Linked DNA regions of Homo sapiens: region 2 is linked to region 1. The links are chromatin loops, found by intact Hi-C in ENCODE. Cell type or tissue: heart left ventricle. All regions are shown on one strand. Each heading gives the region's core, and the rest is flanking DNA. Links, peaks and the distances in the headings are about the cores only.

Region 1 (12,205 bases), core at 2,750-10,749:
TTTCAAGTCTAGGAGACTGATTTACTAGGGTTTTGATTTATTCTCCTCCAATGAGCAAGAAACCAAAAGCTATCACCGCTAGGTGGCATGCCCCAAATACTATTAAACTTTGAAACTGGCAGAAAAGTTGGTATCTCAGGGAATCACACACACTCTATAAGTCAAAAGCACTGCTAGAGGCAACAAGATGATCATAGAAGATTTTCAGTTTCTCACTGTTAAAAACAAAAATCATCAAGCAAAACCACTGTAACAATAACAAACACTCCTTTCCCAAATAATATATTAAATGCGTTTCTCATGGACACATCCTGGAATCCCCCTGGGAAACATGGCCCCCATACCCCTATCAGTGCCTATAACAATCTCCTCCTTTCCCAACCAAAATAAACAAGTGTCCCCTATCATATGCCAAAAGCAGAAGTAGGTCTCTGATGTCATCAAAGAATAATGTACAACCACAGATACAAGATTTGCATGAGCTGAAGTAGGACAAGAAATTCCCCACACAGGATCTATTATGGTCGAGAAAGGACAAGAATGGGACCCAGGCCAGAAAGAATATACTTCTTTTGACCTAATAATCTTCTCTTTCTAAATATCACTGCCACTGTCAGGATCTCTATATTAAGCTAGAGCTGTTAGTCATTTACACCTTAATGTGGATTACTTTTCTCTGCTGTCTTTTCTCCGGAACGTTACATGTCATTGGTTATTCTACAAGAATAAAATTTTAGTTGAATGGCTAAAAAGAGGAATGATTTTAGAGCACATGAAAGGAGTACCCAGAAAGGACAGGACAGGGTAGGGCCTTGAACTTGAGGACTCTGCATATGGCTGCAGAGGGTCACCAAGCTCTTGGCATTTTTGAATGAGGAGAGGAGAGTGTAGATGGAGAAATAATTAAAGGGAAGTGCTGAAAGAAAGGGATGTGGCAAGACACATTTTGCATAATTCATAGATTTGCCTAGGACTATCTGGATGCCTAGTGATGAAATGTGAAGAAATACAGACAATTTGGTATTTTCCAACTATGTAACTCTAACAGGAAATTCCCTGTATTGTCCTATATTTAAATAAATTAAATATATGAGATGTGACAATAAATACAAGGGCAGATTTTTTTAAGCAAACACACATGTATAGACACACAAATGAGTTATTATCCCTTTCAAAGTATTCACCCATTTTAATAATGCAAACCATTTTGGAAGCTCCTCTTTTAAAATTGACACATATCTTTTGAAAACCCAGTGCTAACACAACAGCATTCTTTCTGAAAGTGGATTTCATTTGTTGAAAGAGTCAAAAGTTGGCTGGGTGTAGTGGCTCACCCCTTTAATCCCAACACTATGGGAAGTAAAGGCAGGAGATAGCTCGAAGCCAGGAGTTCAAGATCAGCCTTGGCAACATAGCGAGACCCTATCTCCACAAAAAAAAAAAAAAAAAAAAAAAAAAGGCACTGGCCTGGTGCGGTGGCTCACACCTGTAATCCCAGCACTTTGGGAGGCTGAAGTGGAAGGATTGCTTGAAGCCAGAAGTTCAACACCAGCCTGGGCAATACAGTGGGACCCCATCTCAATAAAAAATATAAAATTTTGAAAAAGTCATTTGGAGCTAAATTTGGCAAACAGAAAGGATGATCAATAAGAATGTTCCATTTTTGGTCAAAACTGAAGCACGACTCAGAAGTATGTGCTCTAGTATCACACTGGGCCACAATCCTTCTTCCACCATTTTATTAGCTCTGTGAACATAAGCAAGTTATGAAATCATTATTTGCCTCGGTTCTCTCATCTATAAAATGCAAATGATAATAATACCTACCTGATAATGTTGCTACGAGATTAAATGACATAATGCATACAAAATACTTACATGGTACTGTAAGTATACGTGGTAAGTAAGTATACACGGTACTGTATAGGGGCAAATGCCAAATAAATAGTAATAATGTTAGTAGTGGCAACAGCAATAATAGTAGAAGTGGCAGCAGCCACAGTAATATGTGGCTTGTAAACCTAAGGAGGCAATTTTTAAAATATGTAGCCTCCCAACTAGCAACTTTCAATAACTGCACCAATTTGCATGTGTATTCTGACATATTTTTAATCTTGTTTTTTTGTTTCTTAACCCATTCTTATTTAAACTCAGATGGCACATATTTTCCAAAGAGTTCCCTCCAGTCAGTGAAGAATATTCAGAGAGGCAGCTTCTGTACCAGTGGTTTAAAATTATTGTACCAATACATTAGAATTCATGAAGATGCTCTATTATCTAGACATGTCAAATTATATGTCTTGTTAATTCACAATAAAGATGTATCAAGCAAATGCCGATCATTTTCTAAAAACTGCTAAAACAGATTAAATCAGTCACTGACTAAAATAGATCTACTCAATCAATATATAATTATTGACCATAAATTTTGGGCTGTATGGTCTGGTCTCTGGGGTAACAACCAGAGATATACGGATGAACCAAACAGATATAGCAGACCAACAGGAAGTTCTTGGATTCTCGAAACTACTTCCAGCTAAGGGACACACACACACAAATACATAGGGCACCTCTGGAAGAACACTCAATACACTAGCAATAGTGATTGTCTCTGGGGAGCAATTATTTAATACTACTTTGAACTGTTCAAGTTACCTTATGCATGCGTTACCTTTTCAAAAAGTAAATAGAAGTTAAAAATTTAAACTTTTATATACAACAAAAAATGGAGTAGTTTCTTCAAACCTGCTATGCTGATTCACATCTATTTTAATGATGTGAAATATCTGTGCTTACCTCTTCACTTAGAAAATTAAATCATTCACTACAATATAATACTGTTATTGATCCCAGTCCATTAATTACTCCTAATTTCCCTTGTAAGCACATAATAACAGCTGTGCAACCCATCAGTCCACATGCCACGGTGATGGCCTGTTGAAATGCTTTGCTAAAGAATTTGGTCATGGAGGGGTTATCAGGATATTGTCATCTTTCTGGGTAACCATTTCCAAAGCTGGTGAGCAGAGTCTAAAGCCAACTCAGCATAGCCATCCAGCATCCTCCTCATCCATCAGCTGCATGTCTTCCCAAGGTGCTAAGCAATGACCTTCCTCCATGAACACTGAGGCTCATTTTCTTCTTTGAGGCTCATTGCTATGTTCTCAACTCCAGAGAGTAGTATGTCCTTCAGGTTTAAACTTGCCAAAAAAAAATCCATAAATCAATCAGCAAACATTTATAAATCATCTCCCACATTCAAGGTACTGTGATGGATGTTTCAGGGATGTCAAGAAATATAAAATGTGGTTTCTAAACTCTAAGAGTTTATTGTCTAGTTAGAGAACTAAAACACATAAAAATTCAAAACATGGAACCATACAAGTAGAATACTAAAAGTACCAAATTAAGAGGTTAAGGGGGAAGAGGCAATAATATTTATCAAATGGCTGTGCACTGTGCTAGGTGCTTCACATGTCCATTTCACTTAATCATCCTTCCAGTTCCACTTTGAATTCCATTTTATAGACTTGGAGGTGAAGAAAGTTGCCTAAAATCACACAGATGATCATGGCAGGGCTTGCGTTTAAATTAAAGTAAGCCTGATTCCAAGGCCCTGCTCTTCTGACTCAAGCTTTGTCTTCCCAATATATACCACGATCCCCGTAGAAAATAAGTGCTCTAAGGATTAATTGAAACAAGTTATCACTTTGAATGGTAGCATAAGGCATCATGAACAGGATGTGAAATTTGAGAAAAGCTTTTAAACAGGTTAAAAACCCAAGGATGAGTAGAATGTTATAAGGTAAAAGGAAGGAAGAAAAATCTATTTCCATCTGTAAGAAAGTGCCTGTACTACAGTGTAGAGATGGAAGAGCCCAAGCTGGTGAGACGACCATTCTGTGTTGTGCCTGATCTGGTTACCTGCTCATCTCAGTACAGGTATACAGCATGGTCCTGGAAGTGCAGAGGTGCTTTAGGGACCAGCCAACCCATGAATAAGTGGGCTCTTCTTGGGAGGCAGTATTCCTGCACATACAATAGGAAAGGCATGGGCCAAACATCTCCAAGCCTTATATCTTCTCAGGGATTCTTGGTGTATGTCAGTGGCCCATCATACAAGACCAACAATTTTACTTAATTATAGGTAATGAATATATTAAAATGAACATATAGATATTTTGGAGTAGAATCCAGCATTAACATGGATTTTGTTAGTACAAGGTATTAATGTAATGCCATGCTTGTAATGGGCCCCATGAGCTCTGGCCCAGACGGCTGGGATTCATAGTTTGTACTCCTCTCCCATTAGGGGTTTCTCAGGGTGAGGACTGAGAGGTGCTGATATGGAGGAGACACACATGTGGCATAGCACATGATATTGTGGAGGCAAAAAGAGAGGAAAAGAGGGTCTATAATGGCCCTCCAGATCTCCATGTTCTGATGTCTGTTGTCATCCATACTCTCGTGTTGTTTGTTTCTTGCCTTGACTAATGAATAAAGTTCTCATTAGGAACACTCCATGCGTTACTAGGTCCTCATAGTCATCTTCGGCTTTGCACTTTGTCTCATATCCCACATCTGATCCATCAGCAAATCCTGTTGTCTCTACCTTGTAAGTGTACCCAGAATCCAACAGCGTCCCCACCTGTACTGCCAACACCCCATCCCAATGTTCACTGTCACTCCCCTGCTTCATCGCCACCGTGGCCTCCCAGTTGGCATCCCTACCTCTGCCCTTGCCTGAGAGAGTCTACTCTCCACAGCAGCCGGGGTGCTCATGTGATAACATGCATCACATCATGAGGCTGCTCTGCTCCATGCCCCCAGGAACAGGCTATCCCCCTCAGAGTAAAAGCCCAGGACCTCCAAATCCCCTGCAAGGCCCCACCGGTCCTTTCCAACCACCCCATCTGTCCTCCCTTCTCTCACCATTACCCAGCCACATTGCCTGTTTACTGTTTCTGAGGAAGTCATCTATCTCCCTCCTCAGGGCTCTTGTACATTCTGTTTGTTTTCCCTGACACGCCCTTCCTCAGATATCCCTGTGGCATTACCCTTTCCATCTCTAGACCTTGGCTCAAGTGTCACTTTTTCAGGGAGACCTTCCCTAACCATCCCCAACATGCTCTGCTATCTGCTCTGCTATCAACATCTGACAATCCACTTATTAAACATGTTTATTGCCTGCTTCCCTCTACCAAAATGTCAGTTCCATGAGGGTGAGGATTGTTATTTCACTCATTCCCAGCTCCTTGAGCAATGCCTGATGCATCTTTGGCATGCAACAAATAATAGTCGAATAAATTCATCTACCTGGTAGTCCTTGGCTGGAAAAAGTTTTTGATTTTTTGTCTTTATAAAGCAAAGATGAAACTAAACTACCTGCCAAAAAGACAAAGAGAAATTGCATTTAAATAAAACTTAAAACAAGTTGCAGAATTTGCATAGTATAATCTCATTTTCAGTTTTTAAATTGTATGTGTGGGTATATATTATTGAACACTAACTGCATGCTAGCAGCTTGATAAACGGACTATACATGAGCTATGTACTATACTCATATAAATGTTCATAATTGCATAATAAAAGCACTGGAAAACACGTACCAAACTGTTAGCAAGTGGGAGTGAGGTTTGAGGGACTTGAGAGAAGACTAGCTTTTACTTTACACCATTCTTCATTAATTGAATGCTTTACAATGGAAATATTTTATAAATACAAAAAGAAAAACATCTGAAGAAACTCAATATCAGCGCCATTTCTACTGAAAATTTTTCATCTTGCAGTTTTAACTTCTCACAGAATCCTTTCCTTTGGACTTGAGGCCTCTGAACCTGTGCTAATTGCACTCTGTCAGGAATTCGTCCTTGGCGACCATAGAAAATATTACAGGTGTCTGTGCTACCCAGAAAGCAAAGGGTTGTGGTGCTTTCTTTTTTCCTTTGAGTTACATTGCGACTGGCACAGTTATGAAATGAGAAATGTTACACACAAGATTGCCACAATCCCCATTTTTGGCTTATCTTTATGTCCCATACATTCTTTTAAGATTTCTATCGCCTCAGTATTGTCGATTTCCACATCCACAGCCTAACAACGTGGTGCAATCGCCCTTTGCGACGCCGCAGACCAACAGACGGATGCTGCCCTGCTGCAGTTTCACAGCACACCGGGTCTTTCCGCTTCAGCTGGACAGAGGCCCAGCCAGGCCGTAGGGAGGATTCCGAAGGTCTCTCTGCAGAGGACCGGCCTCTCAGACCGAGAAGGCTCCACCCAGGCAGGAAAGGACACTGTATGTGGGGCAGTCGGCCTGGGCCCCATGGCTCGTGTTTGTTGCTGAATTGGGCAACGTGGGCTGCGGTTCACAGGGCAACAGAGACTTCACCACCTAACACATCGGGGCTGGTGCAGCTGAGGAGGGCTGCTTCTGCCTCTTGGTGACCACGCCCTTTCCCAGGCTGGGCCCACAGGAAGTCTGGCCGGGAAGGGAGGAGGCACTGCAAGCTGTGGGAACCACACCGGCTCCTTCACTGCTGACAAAGATCTACTCCACCCCCACCGAGAAACTAGCTCAGAACCAGCTTTCCTCCTCCTCCGCAGCCCTCATGCCCTGAATGGCTGACTTGGGGGATGTTTACACTCATTTTTTTCATACTTAAGGGGGTGTGGGTGCCAGATCAACTTGCTCACCACTCAGACCGCACACAAGAAGCCTTATGTTGAAACTTGTTCAACCTCCAGTAACCAAGTCATGCAAGTGGAGAAAACTAGATAGCATTGCACACACACATATACATACACAGGCATATATAGACACATATATATCCATATATATGTGTTTATGTGTGTGTGCAATTATCTTTATACATATATTTAAAAATTTTATATATATATATACACACACACATATATATATAATTTTAATGCTAATAATGCTTGCCAAATGCTTGGTTTCAGTTGACTGCTGGTGGAGTGTACAACCTTGGTACAACCTCTCTGAAAGGCAATTTGACAACAGATATCAAAAGCCTTAAAGGTTTTCATATCCACAGTAATTCCACTTCAAGAATTTAAAGAAACATAAAATGTATATACAAGGTTGTTCCTTCTAAGGTTACAGCTACAAGTATAGACTACTTTAAAGCCATTCAAAATAATCTTTTGGAAGGTTTTTAAGGGGATAAAAAAGTCACCATAATAAATGAAAAGCCCTACATTTATATAAAAATGGGCATAGTCTCACATAAAAATATGTGTGTGCATATGTATCTATGCATGTGAGTGTTTCTGTGTACATAGAGAGAAGGAGCACTTCCTTTCTCTTGAACTACCCTCTGCCCTTGGTTTCCAATCACTGCATTCTTTCCTAGTTTTCTTCCTAGTCCACTGGCTGCTCCTTTGTTCTCCCATATTGCATCCTTCTCCTCTTCCCAACCAATCCATATTAGAGGGCTCAACCTCTGTCCTCAGACCTCCTGGCCATCTACATGTCACTCCTGAGACCATCTCCCCTACATCCTCTCTATGCTGATAATCCGCCAGATAAAATCTCCCTGCCTGTCCTCTTCCCCTAAGCTCCCGACTAGAAATCCTCACTCAGGTGTGAAATTCTTACTTGGCCTTCTTATATCCAAAATGGAACTTTTGATTTCCATTGCTGTCTCCTCCCCCTCACACACACACACACACCTGCTTCCGTCTCATTGTTTCCCATCTCAGTAAATGGATCATCATTTCACAAGAGATGGGACTAGAAACCAGGGCATCATATGCTTGATGCCTTCCTTCTTCTCTCATACCTTACATCCAACCCATTAGTAGCAAGTCCTGTTGTCTCTATGTTCAAAATATGCACCAAATCCAGCCCCTCTCCTCATCAGCACTGCCCACTCCTCTGCCACCAGCATCTCTCCCCCAGACTTCTATGAGAGCCTCCCCGTTAGTCTCCCTGAATTCACACTGCCCGCCTACAATCTGTTCTCCATAAAGCAACTAATGATCCTTTTATAAAATAAATTACATCAGAAGGCATGAAACCTATAAACAAAATGTTAAAAGTTATCCAGGAATGATGAGATTATGGGCTGTTCTTATTTTATTCTGTCTGCTTCTCTACTATTTGTCACATTTCTAACAATAAACACATTTCACTTTTACCAGTAAGAAATCAAAATGTTGTTTTGAAAAAACAAAATTACAGGTTTCAGGTTGACAGGGTAGGAGTTTAGCTTCCATGAATCAGCCCTGACAAACCAATACCAAGCAAGCTACAGAGCAGTAATGAGTTCCCAACCTCCAAAGGCAGCAGCAAGAAGCAAGGAAGAATGTCCTAAACCAAGACAGCAAATACATGGCACTTGTGATGCCACTTCTGCCTCGTATACACATAACTGACATCACTAAATGACTGGCACCATTGCCAGCTGAGCCTGGATGCAGCCTCATATCCTTCTCAACACAGAGACAGCCACTATCATTCAATTAGGGTTGACACTTACATATTTACCATCTGTAATAAGCATTCTATCTCAGGATTGTGGAGTTAAATTTTTATGCTCCTTTATAAAAGAATATAATGCACTCAATATTTTCAAGTTACTTTTACATCTAAAATCTCATATACCTTCACAAAACCTCAGAAGGTAGGAAGAGCAGGTATTTTTTTAATTTTTATTTTTACTTTAAGATCTGGGGTACATGTGCAGGATGTGCAGGTTTGTTACATAGGTAAATGTGTACAATGGTGGTTGGCTGCACCTATCAACCCATTACCTAGGTATTAAGCCCAGCATGCATTAGCCATTTTTCCTAATAAGAGCAGATATTTTTACCCCCCTTTTAATAGAATTGAGGGCCACAACAGTTAAAGTCACACAGCAGAGCCCTGGTCTCCTCATGGCCACACTCCCCTGTGCTTTTCTGTGGTTCCCATAAACCTCTGCAGGCTCTGAAAGAGGTCAGAACCTCACATCCCAGCAGAGGTAAATGTAGGGGCCAAGGATAGCACCAAACCTGGACAGAGATGGGCCACAAGTGATGCATAGTCCGTTACTATTGACAACTTTGAAAATAAATAGTGAAGACACAGATGAAGGGACATTCACAAATTTCATAACAAAAGCCATCATCCTCTTCAGGGGCAGGACCTCTAGAAGCCAAACATGTTTGTTGGTCACCATAGCAACCATGAACTGCCTGCCACCCCTCCATTTGACCTATTCTGAAGTAGCTTTTTTTAAGGACTCCCAAGCCTGCAAAGAACAGATTGCTCAATTGGCTTTAGCATCTTTTCACCCTTTGCTGTTCCCTTCTCTGCGGTTGTACACAGGTTCAATGCCCAAGAAAAATGAAGTATCCACATGACCGCCATGAAGCAGAATTCAAATTTCCACTGCTGTCCCATCTGCCTGAAGTAAGCCGCTTACTCCATAAGCCACTAAGCAATTAATTGCTGTCAGAGATAGTTTGACCCCTGTCCTTGGCAAGCCAATTCATGAAACTCCTAGGGCAGGAAATAAGTGGAGAAAACTCATATTCCCAAAGGAATGGGTGTGGTGCTCTCAAACAGAAAAGACTGTCAGGAAGATTCCTTTCTGTAACATACAGGACCACGTGGCAACATCAGCAATTGGAGAAGTTTGTCTTCTCTTCAGTCCCTGCTTTGACTTCCTTCCCCTCACACATACACCTCACCCTCCCATTGATTGCTCCACCTGCTCCCCACCCCCCTAAGGCATTCTCTGCCTCCCCTCTTCAGATACCCCCAAAGGTTGGATCCTTTATATTATTTTCTCACCTTTATGCCTTTTTTGTAATAAAATACTCTGTCTCTTTGGTGGATATGCAAGTGAGAGAGCCATCCTTTGACCAGTGAATTTTTCTGATATTACAGTAAGACTAATCCTGATCCAAACTCTTTCTACATATTTTCTATTTTAATGTTTATTTATTTATTTATTTTTGAGATGGAGTTTCGCTGTTGTTGCCCAGACTGGAGTGCAATGGTGCAATCTCGGCTCACCGCAACCTCTGCCTCCCAGGTTCAAGTGATTCTCCTCCCTCAGTCTCCCGAGTAGCTGGGATTACAGGCATGAGCCACCACGTCCGGCTAATTTTGTATTTTTAGTAGAGACGGGGTTTCTCCATGTCGGTCAGGCTGGTCTCGAACTCCCAACCTCAGGTGATCAGCCCGCCTCGGCCTCCCAAAGTGCTGGGATTACAGGCGTGAGCCACCACGCCCCTCCCGCTCTTTCTACATATCTTTGATGCAGGGGTGGAGTAGGGGTACAGGAAATGTAGAGTCCCTGGATCGTGCTGCCAGCCCCACCTCCTTTAACTTTATTCCGCCCCCATCTGCCTTAAGACCACAGACCTCAGGATCCAGAGAACTTTGCTCCAAGTATGTCTTTACCCTGCCCCCAGCCACTCCACCCACCCCTACTCTTGGCAAAGGACAGCCTAAGACCTTCAGATGTGCTGGGTGACAGTGATTACACCGTAGCGCATACCACTGCCGAATAAATGATGGGCTGAAGTCTGAATCCCAGGACTGGAACACCATGCTGGTCCTCCCACTTGTTAATGATATGAGTGGACTCTAATTTCTTCTTCAGAATAATAATTGCTACCAGGTACTGTGTGCCCATATGATAATTAATCTAGCACCGTCAGAGAATACCATGAATGCCAATTATAGATGACAGAGAGACAAAGGGAGATGAAAGAAACAAAGTGTGTTTTGGCTGAATGAAAGCTATACTGTATCAATAAATTGTTTATAGGGTGTTCCTTATTGCCATGCAACCCAATAATAATTAGATGCTCTATTCAAAATGTGCCACACTAAGTTTGTTGTAAATTTAATTCAGTTATAACAGCTGGATCTATGCTGGGCCATTTGCTCACAATCAAAACAAAAAAAAGGACACCCTTCCTCCCCATTCCAGGAAGAAGAGAAATGGTATCGCTAACATGCCTCATGTTACAGTCTCCTGAGTTGTCCAGCTCCCCATTTGCACTTTTCTATATTACTCTGTGCTACTCACAAACCTCTCAGCTCCGTGGATCCCATAAATTCCCAGGTTTGCTCAAGGGCCCGGACTGGGCAAAGGGAAATAGGTCCCTCTGGGCAAACAATGATGTGGCTTAACTGCGCTGACAAATGCTGATCAAATGGCTGGCATTCCCCAGTGGGAAGGGAAGGCAAAGAAAGGGAAGCAGGCAGCAAGCAGGTGGGTGAGAAGGAAGTTGTTTGCACTTGAAATGGTCGGTGACAAGATATTCCCATAAACCACCAGATGTCATTCAGATCTACTGTCATCCTAAAAAATGGCAGCTCCAGAGCCTGCCTGTTTCAGCAGCGAGGTTTCACATCTGGGTCAGCCACTAGGCTGGATGTCAAAACACAAGGAAACATGATAACTCGGGGAGTGTAGTCATATGTTTGCTGACTGATAATCATAGGGTCCCAAAACAACAGGCTTGGAAGGAGTCTAGTCCCCCACACCCAGCAGGGAGTATTCGGTCATAGGGTTAAGACAAAACCATGCACAAGAACTCACCATGTGGATTCCCCACTCCCAACTCCACTCCCACTCACAAATATCTTAGACATACTCTGCCAGGGCACGGAGGCGTATCCCAGTGTCCCATCGAAGCAAAACTATCATGGGCCTCCTACTGCCCTAAGAGTGAAATCCAAACCCATGACCAGGGCCTGCAAAGCCTGGCAAACCTCTCCTGGTGCTGCTGCCCCCTTGTTCACCTGACTCAGCCCCTCTGGGCTCCTTTCCACCCCTTTTCCCTTTCTCAGAGCCTCTGCACATGACGTTCCCTCCGCCTATACACCTCTGACACCACCTATCCTCACAAACAGCCCCAGTTCTGCACACATGTCCCAGGGCCTTCCACTCCTTCAGTCACCCAGCTAATGCTATGGAGGCCTGCAGTGCCCAGGCACAGCAGTGAACAGCAAAGCCCTGCCCTCGTGGAGCTTACATTCAAGTTGGAGGAGACTGGAAATAAACAAATAAACCAGGAAAGAGTAAAATATTCTGTCAGTTGGTGTTAAGTACTGTGGAGATGAAAGCACAGCAAGGAGTGAAGGGGGTAAGCAAGGGTGAGGGAGGGGGGTATTACTTCCTTATCAAAAGATCTTTCCCGAGGTTCTCTCTCTTAGCCTTCATCTATTTCCTTCCTAATG
Region 2 (12,205 bases), core at 1,547-9,546, 130 kb after region 1:
CTGATTTTTTAAAATCTTATATCTGACTACCTTCTTGTTTTTCAGGTAATTCTCTTGGATATTCCAGGTAGTCAAGGTAAAGTAAGTAAATAACGACAGCTTCCTCTCTTTCTTTTCCCCTGACTACCTCATTTGCCAATATTTGTGCATTTTATGGCATGGGGGAAAGATTCATAATGTACTGTGGGTGAGGAGGGACCTTTAATACATTCCAGGCAGAGGGAACTCTATGTTTGAGCATGAGGTTATGAAGCAGCTTGACAGATTCAAGAAACTGGGAGTAGTTTGACAGGACTGTAAAGTAGGGCACAAATGAGGGAAGCAAAAGATGGTAACTTGAAAGAGAAAACAGTGGATCTTGAAGGATGACAAGTCATTAAGAGACTTCAAGCAGAGATGTAGCATGATAAGATTTATGTTTAAGAAAGAATGCCAATGTCAGCAGTGCAGAGGACTGACTGAAGAAGGTGGTACTGAAGAAAGGGAGAAAGGTTAGGAGGCTGCAGTAATGAGACAAACAAGTGGCGAGCCATCCATGGAGCAACAGAGAAAGGGCATGGATCTGGGAGAAAGGAATTCTACTCATTCAACCTCCATCTTGTTGTGATTTTTTTTTTTTTTTTTTTTTTGAGACAGAGTCTTGCTCTGTCCCCCAGGCTGGAGTGCAGTGGTCTGATCTCAGCTCACTGCAACCTCCACCTCCCGGGTTCAAGTGATTCTCCTGCCTCAGCCTCCCGAGTAGCTGGGACTACAGGCATGCACAACCACGCCCAGCTAATTTTTTGTATTTTAGTAGAGACGGGGTTTCACCAAGTTGGCCAGGCTGGTCTTGAACTTCTGACCTCAAGTGATCTGCCAGCCTCAACCTCCCAAAGTGCTAGGATTACAGACATGAGCCACCGCACCCTGCCCTAGTTGTGATTTTGGACCAGTTACATAATCTCCCCAAGCTTCAATTTTTGTAATCTGCAAAATTAAAATAATAGCACCAACCAGCATGACTATGAAGCTTAAGTAGGATAATTTGTGTGCAGTGCACTCAAAAATGGTAGATCTTTACTACTAAGCCAGACATTGACGGTGAGAATGAAGTTGAGATCACAGATTCTAGGAAGGCAAATCCATCAAAGTGCCATGCCAGAGTTAGCACTTCCTCTTCTGAGTTATGAGGGAAGGTGAATCTTGACGTTACCCCCTTTCACCCACACACGAAATTCCACCTCTCCTATGTTCCTTCTCCCTGCCCACACCTCCCAACAAGCCCATCGCTAAGACAGCTCTGGGTGTTGGATTTGAACATAACATAGTTAAACTACATGGCTCACAAATTATTATGACAACTCAGCAACAAAAAAAACCACAAACAACATGATTTTTTAAATGGCCCAAGGACTTGAATAGATATGTTTCCAAAGAAGATGCACAAATGGCCAACAAGCATGGGAAGATGCTCACCATTAGTCACTTGGGAAATGTAAATCGAAACCACAATGAAGTGCCACTTCGCACCCACGAGGATGGCTATCAAAAAATGCAAAAAACAAGTGTTGGGGAGGATATGGAGAAATTGAAACTCTAATATACTGTTGGAAGGTAAAGTCATTTGGCCACTGGAGAAAGTAGTTTGGTGTTCCTCAAAACATTAAACGTAGAATTACCATATGACTTAGCAATTTCCCTCCTAGGTATAGTGCCAAAAGAATTAAAAAACAGGTGTTCAAACAAGTACATGTATTGTATACCCATGTACACAGCAGCACTGTTCACAATAACTAAAAGGGAGATACAGTTCAAATGTCTGCCAGTGGATGAATAAACAAGAGGTGGTGTATACATATAATGGAATATTATTCATCCATAAAAGGGAATGAAGTACTGATACATGCTACAACATGGACGAACCTCAGAAGCATTATGCTAAGTGAAAAAAGTGAGACACAAAAGGTTACCTATTGTATGATGCCATTTATATTAAGTATGCAGCAAAAGTAAATCCACAGAGGCAGAACACAGATTTGTAGATATGAGGCACAGGCGGAAAGGGGGATGGGAAACAACTACTTAACACCTATAGGGTTCCCTTCTGGAGTGATGAATATGTCATGGAACTGGAGGTGACGGTTGCACAGCATTGTGAATGCACTCAATGCCACCAAAATATTCACTTTAAAATGATTAATTTTATGTGCTGTTACTGGTACCTAAATAAATAAATAATTTTTTAAAAAGTATTATGAAAGCCTTTTCACAGAAAGTGGATGTGATCAGCTGCTAGAGTTCAGATATACCTACCTCAAGTTACCAATGAAGGTAGTTTGCATTAAACCACTATGGTACCCACTCCAGTCAGTTTTTAATGCCCAGGCAGTCTGTATTGCTTAATAACACCAGTAACCCCAGTTAGGTGCGGTGCAATCTCCTGCTGATGTCAATACCTTAAACTAGTTGGAGCCCTTATTTTTCCTTCAATTATCTTGTCTTCCCACAGTCCCTCTGAACACTTCCAGCCGTAGCCTGGCTCCAGGAGCCTTTTGGAGGCAAGTTTTCACCCTTGGAGTTGAATCTTTTTTGACTGCAATGTCTCTTTGAAAGTTCTTACATACTATTATATGAAAATATTGCCTTTCCATGCCTTGACTATATAAGCTCCATGAGGTTTGGAACTGTGCTTCTTTTGTTTACCACCTTACCTGGTACATAGTACAACAAAGAAACAGGTTGTTTAGATCTCAACAGACCCAGGGGTTTCCTTATCTGCTATTTTAACTGCTTCTGAGTGTGACATCACTGAAACAAAAAAGTCAGATAGGTAAATTGTCTTTTAATTTTAACTTTGTAATTATCCTGTGTGCATAGGAAAGAAGATTGACTAGAAACTAGCTCATGCTTCTCTTATATCGCCATTCTCCTCCCCAGACAAAATACTACCTTGACCCCTATATCAACTCATGAAACACAGAATCCTTCTCAACCTCTTCCACCTGCAGCTCTTCCATAGGGTGTCTTTATTACTGCCTGAAAGTAAAAACTCTAGGATACTAATTCAATAGTTTAAAAAGTGAGGCCAGGTGCGGTGGCTCACACCTGTGATCCCAGCACTTTGGGAGGCCAAAGAGGGCGGATCACTTGAGGTCAGGAATTTGAGGCCAGCCTGGGCAACATAGCAAAACCCCATCTCTACTAAAAATACAAAAATTCGCCAGACATGGGCATGGTGGTGCACACTTGCAGTCCCAGTTGTCAGAAGGCTGAGGTGGGAGGATGGCTTGACCTGGGAGACAGAGGTTGCAGTGAGCTGTGATTGCACCACTGCACTCCAGCCTGAGCGACACAGCCAGACTTTGTCTCAAAAACTATATGAGGGTGTTTAATCCTTTGTCTTTTCCTAATGCAACGAATTGAGCAATTTGAATTCTGAGTAGAAGCAAACACATGAAAATGTTATTTCACTTTTTATTATTTATTTATTTAAACACCCTATTTCACTTTTTTTCTTTTATTCAAAGTGACTCACTTTTGTCCAGTTACCGACTTTCCAGAAAATATCGCCAGTACTGGAAGCTAAGATTGGACTATTTTACTGCTGTACATAAGCAAAGCCTTAATCTGGCTTTAAGGCTCAAAGAAAGATTCTACAGGTAATAATTACAGACAAATGGTGCCCCCAAAAAAAAGATGTTTTGACACTGCTAAGAATAAGCGTGCGTGGGTGCCTCCTCTGTGTCAAGCACAATACAGGGGAAGAAAACTGATTCACTAGTCAAAGAGTTTTGGGTGTGAATCCCAGCTCAGCCACTAACTATGTGAGCTTGAGAAAATTATTAAACATCTCTGAACATCAGCTTATAAACTTTAAAAATGGAAATAACAGGTACCTCATAGGGTTGTTGTATGCATTAACTATGTTAATGTATTTAAAGACTGCCTGGTACATATTAGTCTCTCAATTAATGGTCATTATCCTCCTAAGCAGGGCTCATCTTATTGAGATGAAATTGTATTGGCTTCTTGTTTACACACACACACACACACACACACACACACACACACACACACACAGAGAGAGAGAGAGAGAGAGAGAGATAAGCATCTCCTCATCTCATTTTCTGGCTTACTTAATAATAAAACTGTCAAAAGAGAAAAGTAAGACAAACTGTATAATGTACAAGAACCGTGGAAACAGTTTCCAAAAACTCTAAATCTGTAAGAATTCTGTTAGGTCAGCAGGTCTGCATCGATTTTACTCATATTTACCAAAGGTTGCTGCCCAATTTTTGCTGCTACTTTTCTTGTCACATCCATATTTTCCTATTACAGATATATTTTATGTTTCAATAACATATATGGGTCCCCACGAGAAACTAAACCAAATGTAATAATGAGCATTGAGGGATATATTTTTCAAACACTGTCTGATTCCTAGGAGGCCCAGAAATTATTTTCGTAACAAAATGAATTTCAATCAACTTGATAACTATTTAGAGAATGCCTACTACATTCAAGACACCAGAGGGATTCAAAGATAAATAAGATACAGTTTGTGTCCTCAAGCAGTTATAATCCAGCAAAAACCTGACATGACCAGCCATGTGCCAGATCTTACTATTCTAACAAACACACTTCATCCCAATGTGGCCTGTTCAATGCATCTCCCAGAAATACTTCAGACAAAATACATTGAAATAAGTATAGGTAATTTTTTAATTCTTTAGACAGATAATCTTGCTCTAAAAAGGTAACAAAACAGGCCAAGCACAGTGGCTCACTGTAATTCCAACACTTTGGGAGGCCAAGGCAGAAGGATCACTTGAGGGCAGCAGTTTTCCACCAGCCTAGGCAACACAGCCAGAACTCAACTCTACAAAAAAAATTTTTTTAATTAACAAGGGGGAAAAAAAAAAAAAGAAAGAAAAAGAAAATTAACCAGGCATAGTGGCACATGCCTGTAGTCCCAGCTACCCAGGAGGCTAAGGTAGGAGTATCATTTGAGTCCAGGAATTCGAGGCTGCAAGTGACCTATGATTAGGCCACTGCATTCCAGCCTGGGCGACAGAGTAAGACTCTGTTTCTTAAAAAATAATAACAATAAAAAAATTTAACAATAAAAGATAACAAAACAAAATACTATCTGAATTATCACTTGTGACTGACGCTGTTGTTTGAATTCACCAGGTAATTCCTCAATTATCCTTTTCTATATAGATATCACTGTTATGTATGAGATCATAGCAGAGAAGCTCTGGCAAGGTAATTTGCAGAATGAAGTATTTCCTATTTTGTACCAAACATGATGACATTTAAGCTACTCAAGGGAAATATATTTTTACACTGTGCGAGATACTCTGTGTTAAGAATTTTTATGTGGTACACTAGGTAAATTCCATGTAAAATAATTTTCCCTAAGAAATAAAATGTTCACAAAGATTCCCTTGTCTGATTTTATTTTAAATCTCAAAAGGTTAATCCAAAATTTGACCTTATAAACAATACCAGCACATAGTAAGCCAAACACTTGCAAAAGAATGTTGTTCTCCAGTGTGCTAAGAACTCTGGGAGTGAGAAGGAATAGGGCATCATTTCCTTTACCTCACTAGGGAACTATTTATAGTCCAGCATTCTAATGAAAACCCTCGTGACCTGGAAAAGTTAATGTGCCTTTCAAAGTGTCTTATTTATATCCAGGGAATAACTCAGGATCACATCCAAGATGTAAACATGTGTTTTTCTCTCTCTCCCTCTCTCTCAGCTCATGCACTTATCTCATTCAATATGAAAGCAAGAAAGAGTTTCAGTCTATATTTATTTTAGTTCTCACTTTACACAGTTGATGATTGAAGATATTGCAGAAGACTAGCGTTTCACTAGAAACATCTTTAGGAAAATGATGGACCAAATTTTGGAGATACTTACAATCTACCAAAAAAAAATAAATCATGGCATTTCTCTTCTTAAAACTTAATGAAATTCAAAGGTTTTATCTGAAGAAAAATCAGTAAAATGGGAAATACAGTCCAAAATAACTTTAAATGTCAGTTATATATACTTATGTTATTTAAATAATAATGTATTATTGACATAAGTGTATATCATAGTTGACAAGTTCTTTTCTTTTCTAGGTGTCCACTTGGGCTTCATTCCCTTCCAGGAGATCCTCCTGACTCTCTTAGACTAGCTTAAATGCCCTTTCGTGTACTCCTTGTCTTAGCAATTCTTGCCTGGCAAGAATTCTGTAAGCTAGGTATAGTTTTGATCACTATTTTACAGGTAAGAAAATTGAGTCCAGAGAAACTGAGCAACGTGTCTAGACAAGATTACGAAGCTGAACCAGGAACCAAACTCCGATTGAATGATTCCAAACCCAATACTCTGGCTGCAGATCTATTGAGTGGACTTGTCTTCCACTTTAACACTGCATTTACCAAACATTAAGAAAGTAGGAAGATAAGCAATTATCTGTTGACTTTGGGTAGTAAATATGGAGCATTGGATAATTATGATAATAAGGTCTTGAGCATTAGTGTGTGCCAAGCACTTGGCTAAGTGTTTATGTTCATTCTTTCATTTCATTCTAACAACATCCAGTGAGATAGAAATGATGAGTATTCCCCTCCACCAATTTTTACAGTTAAAGAACCTGAGGCTCGAGGAAGGTAAATAATTTGCTCAAGGTCACACAACTAAAAGGAGACAGAACCAGGCTCTGTACCCAGGTTGTCTAACTCTGAGTCCACTTGCTTAACCACCATACATATTGCCTAATCCAAGCCCCATCCCACCTCCCGCTTCTCCTTAGATACGTATTTAAGAGGGTAAGTGTAAACTACAAGATGAGGGCTGCCCCTCATTTATCATAATAACTGCTGAATTCTCCCTTTTTTCCTAATATGTATAGGTATATGCTAAGACTTTTTTTCAGACTTGCGTTAGAATTCCGGTCCAGCCACTTACTAGATGAATGACTTTGTTCACATTACTAAATCTCTCTGAAAATACAAGTTGAGTAATTTGCAGTTTCTGTTTCTCCATTTGACAAAAAAAGATGATAGAACCCAACCAGCAGGATGGTTGCACCTAAAGTGAAATCCTGTAATGGAAACTTCCTAGTACAGAGCTTAGTAGGCAGAAGTAATTCGACAAATACCAGACCCATCCCCTTCCCTCCCCTGAATGATAGCTTTAAATGTAGGTATTAATCAAGTACCCACCGGATAAAGAGAAACTTTCATTTACTAACTCAGTCATTCACCTCAAAATATTGTTGACTTCTCTTGAATCTCTCCAGTTAAAGGAATTTTAAGATTACAACGTCCCAAAATTCGTTTTTCTGTCCTACATCTGGATGGCAACAGCTCCTTGAACACTTTTCTCTTGGTTTTTACAAGTGTGCAAATCTATCCATATTTTAAATGTAGTATCTACTGATGATAGATACGTACTCTAATTCCACAAATGTCTACTAGGTGCCTCCTTTGCCAAGAACCCTTCCTGACCCCAAGAAGTTCATAGTTTATTGGGTAAAAAAACACATGACTAGCTAAGACACTATGTAATAACGGTGCCATAACAAAGGCATGTACCAACCTCCATGGGAGCAATTAATCTTGCTCGAGGTTTTGAGGACTAGTTCACAGAAGAGGTGACATTTGAGTTCAGCCACAAAGAATGAGTCAGCTTCTCCGAGAATTAATGAGCATTCCAGCATCACAGGCAAATTTCAAGCAGTATATCTTGTTAAAACTGTGACCACAAGAATGTCCCATCATAGAAACTTTTCTCCTTTTGCTTGGTCCAGATTATTAAAGACAAAACAGTCATGATGACTTTCAGGGTTAATCCACTAAAGTCACTCAACGATGGTTTTACAAAGCAAATGTGTGGTATTTAAGTTTCCCAAAGACGCCATCGTGTAGCACTTAGGATTCCGAACAACGCAAGTTTCTCCTTTGAGAGCTCATATATAATGAATGTGTGTTACATTAAAGATTACTGAAGATTGTAAACCTTCTTTTTTGCATGTGTAAGATTGGTAGCTTTTAAAATATTGATGCATTTGTGTAAATTACCCAACTTGAATTTTACAACAAATTCAGAAAAGAAAATGTCAAAGTTGGACAAATTTTAAATGAACTCTCTATGAAAATAAAAAAAACTTCTTAAATAATATTTTGAGATGAATTGGTCTACAGAGCTCATCTTGGATTTCAACATGTATGTAGCTGAAGGGTACAGAAATGAATTGGCTATGAAGACTTAGGAAAAGTTTCAAGGTTTAACTATCTTTGCCTTGTTCTGTATGTAACCCATGTTTTCCTACTTTTTGTCCTTAATCACTCTGTGAATATTTTCCGTAAATAAATCTGATTCTCATCCACATAGCACCTGCTATTCTCTCTTCTTCTGTGGCCTCCATCCTTTGGTTGCCACCATTTCCAGCAGGTGCTGACATCTCCTACCACAGCTGATGCCATGGAGCCCTCAGAGTGGCAAGGTGTCTCGGTATTGTGTTGCATAGTTGGAAAGAAGTTCTCGCTTCCCTTCTTTTTTCTTGGCTTACTCTAGCTTAGGGCAGGAGGTCCAAGGCAGATGTCCTTGGACCCCAGGGATGGACAACGCTGTCAGTGCAAGTTTTACTCACAACCTTCCCATGCTCCCTCTACAGGATGCAGATGTCCCTCCCTGAGCCAGAGACAACCTGAGTGACAGCCCCAAACCCCTTCCCTCCAATGATCGAAGCTTTGTTTTGGGATCCAGCTGCTTCTGCCTAGCTGCCTTGCCCCTCTGGACAAGTCCTCACCCAAGAAGCCCTGGGACTATCACATAGAGACAGCCTGGTATGCCATTTCCCAGATATGGCCAAACTACTATGGACTTCAGAGACACACCTGGCTTGAGATTATAGGATTCTTGATCTTATTCCTACTTGCTTCAGTTATTGATGAAAATAGGCTGAGCCTCATAACAAATGTTGGAGAATGCTTATGTTCACTTTTATTTGGTTAAGAATGAATGAATAAATGGATGAATGAAAGGATACGAGTCCTATTAAAGCTGTAAACTTTCCCCAAGTGAATGTTTGGTAGCAGTGTTCTATCTCTGCGACCACTATGCCCTGTTCACTTTTACGGTTTTAAATATTTTATTCATTTACCTCAAGAATAGTAACAGCTAACATTGATATCACATCTTACAAAGCCTTTTCCATGTATGTTCCTTTATTTCATTTTTAACCTGTGAAACAGGTATTACCATGATCTCCATTTTCTACAGGAGAAAATTAAGCAGACTTCCCCACTTCCCCATTCTCATCCTTTGCTTTTGCTACTAAATTTTACTAATCTTTCAGCCACACCTAAGACATCATTTTCTCCATGAAGACTTACCTAACTATTGGCCTGGAGAAGCAGGTTCTGTTCCCTGCTCCAGTACAGCCAGAGTGTCAGTTAATCAGAGGGGACCTGGCACAGTCAGGGCCTCCCAGACCAATTACCTTAAGATTTGAGCTATCCTATTAATTGTCCCCAATGCTGTGTATGAGTAATAACATTATTATAACCACACATTTTTTCCATGTGTGCCAGAATGTGGAAAAGGCTAAGTAACACCACCGTGAAGGAATGGCTAAGAGCATGGCTTTTAGAGGCACATATTAGCTATATGATCTTCAACAGCTATGAACCTATCTGGGTGTTAGTTTCCTCATCTGGAAAATAAAAATAACAATAGCAAACACTTACACAGCATTTACTACCATGTAGGTTATCTCTTTTACTGTTCACAATAGCATAAGGTAGGAACTATCATTCTTCCCATGATACAGAGAGGAAATAGGCACAACAGTGGTCATGTTTGAACTTGACGTGAATGATATAAGACCTGTAATTAAAGCCCAAGCCCATGTTTGCAACTACTATATTACATGAACAAACCTTCCTCATACGGTTGTTATAAGAGCTAAATTTGATAATCCATGTGTAAGTGATGCTCTTGTCCCAGAATTGTAACCAAAGACCAAAACCACCAGGTACCCCTTCCATGGCCATGCAGGGTTTACTGAGAGGTATCAATTCAGAAAACTCTCCTTACCTCCCACTATCATCCTCCACCACCTCCACTGCCCCAGTCAACATAAAGGCACTGGCATGCCTGCCTCTACATAACCAGAGCAGAGGAAATAGCTTTGAGGAGACAGATGTTGTATTTGTACTGCTGAGGGAGGGGCTATCAGTTCCACTGTCTCCTCTCCTAGTAAGATGGAGTCTGCACTTGTCCATGGTCTCATGAATTGGCTGGCCACAGAAGGTGGCTGGAAATGGGAGCTATATCTCACCATAACTGGCATTGCACAGTGGCAAAGAGGCACTTGTATCAAAGTATTGCAGCATGATACCACTGTGTGGATGAGGGAGGTCGGCGGCAGAGGATGACTAAATTTTACAAGGGATCAGCAGGGCTTAAAGAAACTGCATCGGCATGGGCCTCTCTGTGATAGGATATGTCAAAGCCCCCTCCTGTCCTCACTTATGTCATATGGGAACGATGTTGCTTTCCTTAAGGGATTGTCATGAAAATTAAATGAGATAATGTGCATGAGATTCCGCAAAATGGTCCCACGATTAATGTTAGCTCCTTCACCACACTCTTGCTACCCAGTGTTTAAAGCTTGGGTAAATACTTTGAGTATGAGAAAAGATGGGTAGCTTTTCATAATGTCAGATTCAACCTAAAAAGAAAAATCTCTGTTTGCAGACTTCTATCTCCCTGGATTACTAAGTAGACCTGAAATTTATTAACCTTTTTACTCATTTGTGAGCACCAGCGTAAGAGGACTTTTTTGAATAATCAAGAAACCTCATTCCGGTGGGCAAATAAAAGGAGGCCAGGTGTTTGGGATTAAAAATGCATTATCCCCACCACTGACTTTCTGGGGATGGTGTCAAGTATTTGCTCTCTCATAATATGTACTATTTCTAGAGTAGAAAAGGAGGAGGGAAACATGTACAGAGATGATAAGAGGAATTTAGGGAAAATGGGGATAGTCGGAAACATGGAGGGTGAAAGTAGCAGAGAGAGGACGGAGAAGCATCCTATTTTTAACCACTTATAGTCGTCTTCCCTCTCCTTAAAAACAGGTCTTCTTCCTGCCCACAGTGAACTGAGTAAGACAATATCTGGGGCTCCATAAGGCCATCTGTGTATCTATTTGGAGCCACTGATATTTGTGTCTTTGTGGCAAAGCTGGGCTGGCTTTTTTAACACTAGATACACAACCACCAAATTCTCCAGAGCTGTTTTTAAGAAAATTGTCCCCATCCAAACTATCAGGTTTTTAAAATTAGCACAATAAAGCTATTTTATAATAACAATGTGAATAAGTAATTCCCAATTTGTGACTCATGCATAAAAAGCAAAGGAGGCTATTTTCTTGAAGTAAAACTAAGATATTTCTGTTAATAATATTAACAGCATAAATATATATTGATGTGTGCTTTCTGTGCCAGGCACCATGCTAAGCTCTTAACACGCACGGGACCCCTTTTGCAGAGGAAGAAATTAAGGCTTAGTAGGTTAAATAACCAGATCAGAGCCACAGAACTAATGGTAGAATTAGAAATCAAACCAAGGTCTACCTGCAAACCCTGAACTCTTAACCTCTGCCCTGTTACCTGCTTTAGAAACTTTTAGTGGCTGTCACTTCATCACCCAGGCCAAGCTCTTACATGAGTGAAGGAAGAAATCTAGCTCATGGAAGGCCGGGCACGGTGGCTTACGCCTGTAATCCCAGCACTTTGGGAGGCCAAGGCAGGTGGATCACCTGAGGTCGAGAGTTCAAGACCAGCCTGATCAATATGGAGAAATCGTGTCTCTACTAAAAATACAAAATTAGCCAGGCGTGGTGGTGCATGCCTGTAATCCCAGCTATTCGGGAGGCTGAGGCAGGGAGAATTGCTTGAACCTGGGAGGCAGGAGGTTGCAGTGAGCCAAGATCATGCCATTGCACTCCAGCCTGGGCAACAAGAGCAAAACTCCGTCTCAAAAAAAAGGAAAAGAAAAAGAAATCTAGCCCATGGGAAAGGCAAGAGCTAAGATATGGCATCAGTTGCTATAGAGAGGAGGATTTGAATGTTTTGCATTGAAGGGTTTGTTGTATTGCAAACAAGCCCATCAAACTTTGTATACAACAAGCCTATGCTTGAGGTGCACCATG

Evidence for each region. Peaks named below come from ENCODE experiments on the same cell type or tissue, not always from the same donor. Only the 100,000 strongest peaks of a DNase experiment are listed, where the experiment ranks them.
Region 2: it touches region 1 in a loop (13-fold over the local background); 9 of 110 quality-filtered maps call a loop at or near these places.

Annotation. Positions count from the first base shown.
Region 1 is chr12:68,358,937-68,371,141 of GRCh38, forward strand. No RefSeq gene overlaps it. Among named protein-coding and RNA genes, the nearest start is that of MDM1, 33 kb to the left of the region's middle. RefSeq lists enhancers at 5,766-6,288, 6,102-6,361, 6,289-6,810. In heart left ventricle, for the core only: a CTCF peak has its summit at 6,449; a DNase peak (open chromatin) is centred at 6,335; H3K4me3 peaks cover 981 bases; H3K27ac peaks cover 1,807 bases.
Region 2 is chr12:68,490,251-68,502,455 of GRCh38, forward strand. No RefSeq gene overlaps it. Among named protein-coding and RNA genes, the nearest start is that of LINC02384, 45 kb to the left of the region's middle. In heart left ventricle, for the core only: no CTCF peak of the experiment used is centred there; no DNase peak of the experiment used is centred there; H3K27ac peaks cover 421 bases.